2 separate regions of the Homo sapiens genome follow, and region 1 is linked to region 2. A link is an interaction called in ENCODE POLR2A ChIA-PET data of the cell type or tissue named here. Cell type or tissue: MCF 10A. All regions are shown on one strand. Links, peaks and the distances in the headings refer to the core of each region. The heading gives the core; the rest is flanking DNA. Region 1 overlaps TATDN3 (TatD DNase domain containing 3). Region 2 overlaps VASH2 (vasohibin 2).

Region 1 (2,920 bases), core at 211-2,710, 190 kb before region 2:
TAGACATTTCCTGGGTGATTTCTCCTACTTCTCCAGTCCCTCTGAGATCTCAGAGACATACAGTAGTTTGGATGTGTGATATGGAAAAAGCTTTGCCTGGAACTGTTTAACCTACTCAGCTTGTTGTCAAATAGCTTTTCTGACATCTAGGGTCATATACCCATCATTTTTCATGACAATGTTAATTCTTCTTCCAGTCTACTAGAATATATTTCAAGTCTACTAGAATATATTTCAAGTCTACTAGAATATATTTCAAGGCCTTAACTTACCCTCCTTCATCTTTGTTCTCTCTCTCTCATAGTTGTAAAATCTACTCCTGTTCCTCTATCATCTGCTTTACCTTCCTTTTCTTAATTCTCTCTTGTTCTGATTATCCTCAGGAGAAATGCTTTGCAATTTATATATCCTGAAACTAAAATTTGCAATGTAGTCTAAAAGGTATCTAGAAGCAATTTTCCATATATTTATTTTCCCTGCCTAAGAAGGGAACCCTACAGGGCAAATTCTCCTCAGTGGAAAAGGTAATATCATTGAAACTAATGGTACACAGCTACTTCAATATTTAACAAGCATATATGAGATACTCATTGTTTATATTGCTGGGCATCTAGAACAAGTAGTCAAAGCAGGGCTATAAAGACAAATGAAATCAGTGAAAACAGTGCAAAGGAAGTATGGGATTATCATTATAAACTCACCAACCAGACGAATTCTAAGGGGAGAACACAACAATGCAATCGCAAAGCTCACATGCAGAGATGACTCCCTGGTGGTTTGCCTCTCTTTTTCTTAGTGATTTCAGAATGTCCAAATGCCTCCTAAATGTCAGGAAATACCTCCCAAACAGAAGGCCATGTTTAAGTGGCGCTCTTCATAAAAAGTCATATTCTTGTAACCCGAATGGGTATGGGATATGTTTCTACTCAAACTTACAGGTAGAGGTACTCACCATTTTAGAAGGATTACTATTGGTAGTTTTTTGACTGCTTAAATGGATTAAATGTATGTAAAGCACCAGGATGGCATAGCACCTAGCACATAATAGGAGCTTGTGAAATAGCAGTTCCTTTCTTCCATTTTAACAATTTTACTTTTTTTCTCCCAGGATTTGGATGTAGCTTTGCCCATTATTGAGAATTATAAGGATCGGTTGTTGGCAATTGGAGAGGTAAACACCCACTAACTGATCAAACAGCTTCTAATTCAGACTTCTATATGATATATGAAAATAATCTTTAGTTCAGTATTGGTGATTATAACTGACTTGTATAATTATGTTCACCCCACTTAGCCAAATAATAATTCGTTGATACTTCTTTAATAAGCAAGAAAGCTTGGGGATGAAACAATCAAAAGCCTTACCATAGGCCTACCTTAATTGGAGAAAAATAATAGCATTTCTAAATACTTTGCTTTTTTTTTCTTATGCTTAAATATGGGTCCTTGCTCTGGTGAGTTAATATAGTATCTATAATTCTTCATAAGTAATTTAGAAACACACTTTAAATGGGCTAGAGTTTGTAATTAAAGAACTTTTTTATTTAAATAATTTATAATTGTGAATTTTTTTTTTTTTTTTTGAGACAGAACCTTGCTCTGTCACCTAGGCTGGAGTACAGTGGTACAATCCCAGCTGGAGTGCAGTGGCGCAATCTCGGCTCACTGCAACCTCTGCCTCCCAGGTTCAAGTGGTTCTCCTGCCTCAGCCTCCCTACTAGCTGGGATTACAGGCATGCACCACCAACCCAGCTAATTTTTTTGTATTTTTAGTAGAGACGGGGTTTCACCATGTTGGCCAGGCTGGTCTTGGACACCTGGCCTCAAGTAATCCACCCACCTTCGCCTCCCAAAGTGCTGGGATTACAGGCTTGAGCAATCGTGCCCGGCCAATTGTGAAATATTTTTATTACTTGGTAATAAATTCCATTTTTAATTAGAGACAAAAGATAAGAATAACACTTAAATTCAGAATATAGATTATAGAATGCATGCCAAAATAGTCCCAGGAGGAGTCATCTATAGTCTGTGCCGTCCAATATAGTGGCCACTTAACGGCTTCTGAGCATTTGAAATGTGACTGCTCTGAATTAAGATGTGTTGTAAGTGTAAAATACACTGTGTATTTCAAAGTTTTAGTACCAAAAAGAAAAAAAAAAAAGGCTGGGCACAGTGGTTCACACCTGTAATCCCAGCACCTTGGGAGGCTAAGGCGGGCTGATCACTTGAGGTCAGGAATTTGAGACCAGCCTGACCAACATGGTAAAACCTTGTCTCTACTAAAAACACAAAAATTAGCCGGGCGTGGTAGCAGGCACCTGTAATCCCAGCTACTCAGGAAGCTGAGGCAAGAGAATCGCCTGAACCCAGGAGGCAGAGGTTGAAGTGAGCCGAGATCACGCCACTGCACTCCATCCTGGGCAACAGAGCCACACTCCGTCTCAACAAAACAAACAAAAAAAAAGGAATATAAAATAACTCAATATTTTATATTGGCTACATGTTTAAAATAATAATATTTGGGATATATTGGGTTAAAGTATATTATTAAGATTGATTTCACCTGTTTTTGTGAATATTTTTAATGTGGCTACTAGAATTAATATTTTTATGTGGCTTGCTTTTGTGCCTCACATTATATATTTCTATTGGATAGCATCAATCCAAAGATCTCTTTTGAGGTTCCTTAAACCTAAATATGTAATATCTTTTATTTTTCTGCTCTAGGTTGGACTAGATTTCTCCCCCAGATTTGCTGGCACTGGTGAACAGAAGGAAGAGCAAAGACAAGTCCTAATCAGACAGATCCAGTTAGCCAAAAGACTAAATTTGCCTGTGTAGGTTAATTATTTTCCTATGTTAATAGCTATAGAGCAAATTAAATAATGATCAGAGTTCTCCTGAAATGGAACTCTACATT
Region 2 (2,862 bases), core at 363-2,862:
CAGAGTCTACACACTGAAGTGTAGGGATTTCTACTGGCAGTCAGCTGTGTTAATTAGCATCATGTGTATGACCCAGTCGCTATGGGGAGAGACACAAAGAAATAAGAGGCATAATTCCTGACCGATAAAGGAGGGCACATGGTCAAGCTAAGAAATAAGGCCCATGCAACAGATAAGTAAGGTTACAAGTTATTTGAGTAGGGCCTAGTCAGGGATAGTTTCTTGACCACCTTGAGCAGTCAGGTTTCAAAGGGAATGATCAGACTGTTGATGACTATTCCTTCCCATTTCAGAGAGAGAGAGAGAGAGAGAGAGAAAAGGGGTAGTGGAATTGCTGGCAGAGATTAATGCCATTCACTGAGCTGTGCTTTAGCTAGAAGCTAGCTGTTGATTTCTAGTTCTATCAACATTGAATTAGTTGGACCACTTTTATGCCAGGGAAAAACCATTAGCTGTTAGGAAATCTTTCAAGGGCATAAAATAAGAAACCTTCTAACAATTATATTTTCTTTTTGGTCTTTTTTTTTTTTTTTAATACTTAAGAACAAGGTTCGGCTGGGTGCGGTGGCTCACACCTGTAATCCCAGCACTTTGGGAGACCGAGGCAGGCAGATCACCTGAGGTCAGGAGTTCGAGACCAGCCTGACCAACATGGTGAAACCCCATGTCTACAAAAATACAAAATTGGCCAGGTGTGGTGGCACATGCCTGTAATCCCAGCTACTCAGGAGGGTGAGGCAGGAGAATCACTTGAACTGGGGAGGCAGAGGTTGCAGTGAGCCAAGATTGTGCCACGGCACTCTAGCCTGGGCAACAAGGGCGAAACTCCGTCTCAAAAACAAAAACAAAAACAAAACAAAAACAAGGTTTATGTGTAACCTAAACATGTCTTTTTCTTGCAAAAATGGATGTGAAACTTTTGAATTAGAACTCACTAGCCATACTGAATATCCTAAACTTGATTCATGATCTCAGTTCTCTCTTATCCAAGGTGAGAAGAGGCTCATTAAGAAATGGAAAAGTTGTAAGATACATTGTGAGATTGTTTAGGCATAATCGTATATTGGAAGTCATTTAGGACGCATCTTTAATGAAGACAGATGATGTGCTATTGATGTGAATGTTGTATTTCCCAGCTTGAAGTACTTTCTCACATGACTTTGCATAATTGCTTAGTTGTAGTTTTATGTTGGAAGTGACTTTAGCACGTTTCTAGGGAAGAGATGTTTTGCCACTGAGTGATTTTCCACACTGACATGCTTTTTCAGATGAATCCTAAGATTCACCTTGATTTTATACATTCAAGCCTGAACATTAACCGCTCCCTGGGAACGTGAGTCACCTTTGATTCCTGGGCTTCCTCCAGGACACGAACACTAGGAAGCCAATGTTTCAAGGAGAATTTGACTCAGATTCTTGGCTCTACTGTAGTGTATGTGACTTTTAGACCCTTGCAAGGTTCAAGAGTACTGGGTTTCAAAAGCTATAATGTGACCAAAGTCAGGCTTAAAGCTGCAGAAGCTCATTCCACACCCTGAAAACTTTTCTGAACTCTACATTGAAAGTCTGTTAAAATGTTCCTTAAAACCTTTAAAGGTGGACTTAAGAACAAGAAGTAGAGTTGTGAGCTAAGGCTGGCAGGGTGGGGGAATGGGAGGATGAGACAAATATCAGAAGGATTAGGAAAACCGAGTAGAGGACCTTGAAAATGCTGTTGTCTTTCTTTGCCCCATCCCCTCTCCTCCACCATATTTCTGTCTTTTACCCTTAGGCCTGCACTGCCTGAAAAGAAGGTGGCTGATCTGAGCACTCTGAATGAAGTGGGCTATCAAATCCGAATTTAGCCAAGCCATACCGGCCAGCAAGAGGGTTTCTGTGGTGCTTCTCTCTGCACTTTACCCAGCATCTTCAGGAGGAACTGCAACTATTTATTAAGAACTTGTGAATTTTATTTTTAAGGATTCACCTGGAAATAGAATCTGAGTGGGTGGTAACCATTAGCTTTAAAAAATTCACTAAAAGGCACCATGAAAAGGCTGAAGTAATAAGCCCCACTGGGGTTGGACTATGTCCCTCACTCAAGATCTTAAGGATAACCGTAACTGAAGTTTTATATTTTTCCATTTACCTACTTTCTTTTACTTGCTTTGAACATTATGCCTCACCAATAGTAAATGTTCATGAAATAATCTCTTGAACTTTTGGTATAGTAAGGTAACTCTAACAGTATTACTGTCTTTTTCAGCAATAACAGAAAGCAAAAATGGGTGGGTTTTTTTTAAGCAGTTATTACCTCAGCATTTTGACATCAGATATGCAAACTTAATGGCGTTTTGTTTTTTTATATTCTATTTGTATTCTTTCCCCAGTATTTCCCATGGGGATCTCCACAAGTTTGGAGTTTTTTCCTGGTGCACACACGTGAGGAGATTTAAGGTACTATATGCAAGTGTTTTACTAAAAAGCACTGAAATTCTTCTGGCAATACAAGAACCATTTTCAGGATCTTGGAGTTACTTCCTTCTTAATCTTTCTTAAAGCATTCACTGATGTTTTTGTTTTTTCAAAATGAAACAAAAATATCACATTGAGAAGCTAGTCTATGTTCTGTCACTAACATTTAAACTTTGCAGACTCTAACAAAAAGCACAAGAGGTCACGTACTATTATACAAATTTAGCGGTACTGGATTTACCTCTGACATTAACACACTCAGGCAGAGACCAGGAGTGATCAGCAGGTCTTCAGAACCAAAAAACCTTTCTGTTCACATTTCATCTGATTTTTAAACTGAGGCAGGCTTTGATTCTTCTGAAGGATGCCAAGAATCAAACTAAGGGAGGACTCACTGTTAAAGATGTG

What was found. Peaks named below come from ENCODE experiments on the same cell type or tissue, not always from the same donor. Only the 100,000 strongest peaks of a DNase experiment are listed, where the experiment ranks them.
Region 1: POLR2A ChIA-PET joins it to region 2 with 5 read pairs; 12 of 35 experiments call an interaction of 5 or more read pairs at or near these places.

What each region holds. Positions count from the first base shown.
Region 1 is chr1:212,801,593-212,804,512 of GRCh38, forward strand. TATDN3 (TatD DNase domain containing 3) reads left to right here. Exons shown (of 10, transcript NM_001042552.3): 5 at 1,109-1,171; 6 at 2,728-2,837. Among named protein-coding and RNA genes, the nearest start is that of TATDN3, 11 kb to the left of the region's middle. In MCF 10A, for the core only: no CTCF peak of the experiment used is centred there; no DNase peak of the experiment used is centred there.
Region 2 is chr1:212,986,741-212,989,602 of GRCh38, forward strand. It overlaps VASH2 (vasohibin 2), which reads left to right. Exons shown (of 8, transcript NM_001301056.2): 8 at 1,772-2,862. The coding sequence ends at 1,844. Among named protein-coding and RNA genes, the nearest start is that of ANGEL2, 28 kb to the right of the region's middle. In MCF 10A, for the core only: no CTCF peak of the experiment used is centred there; a DNase peak (open chromatin) is centred at 1,371.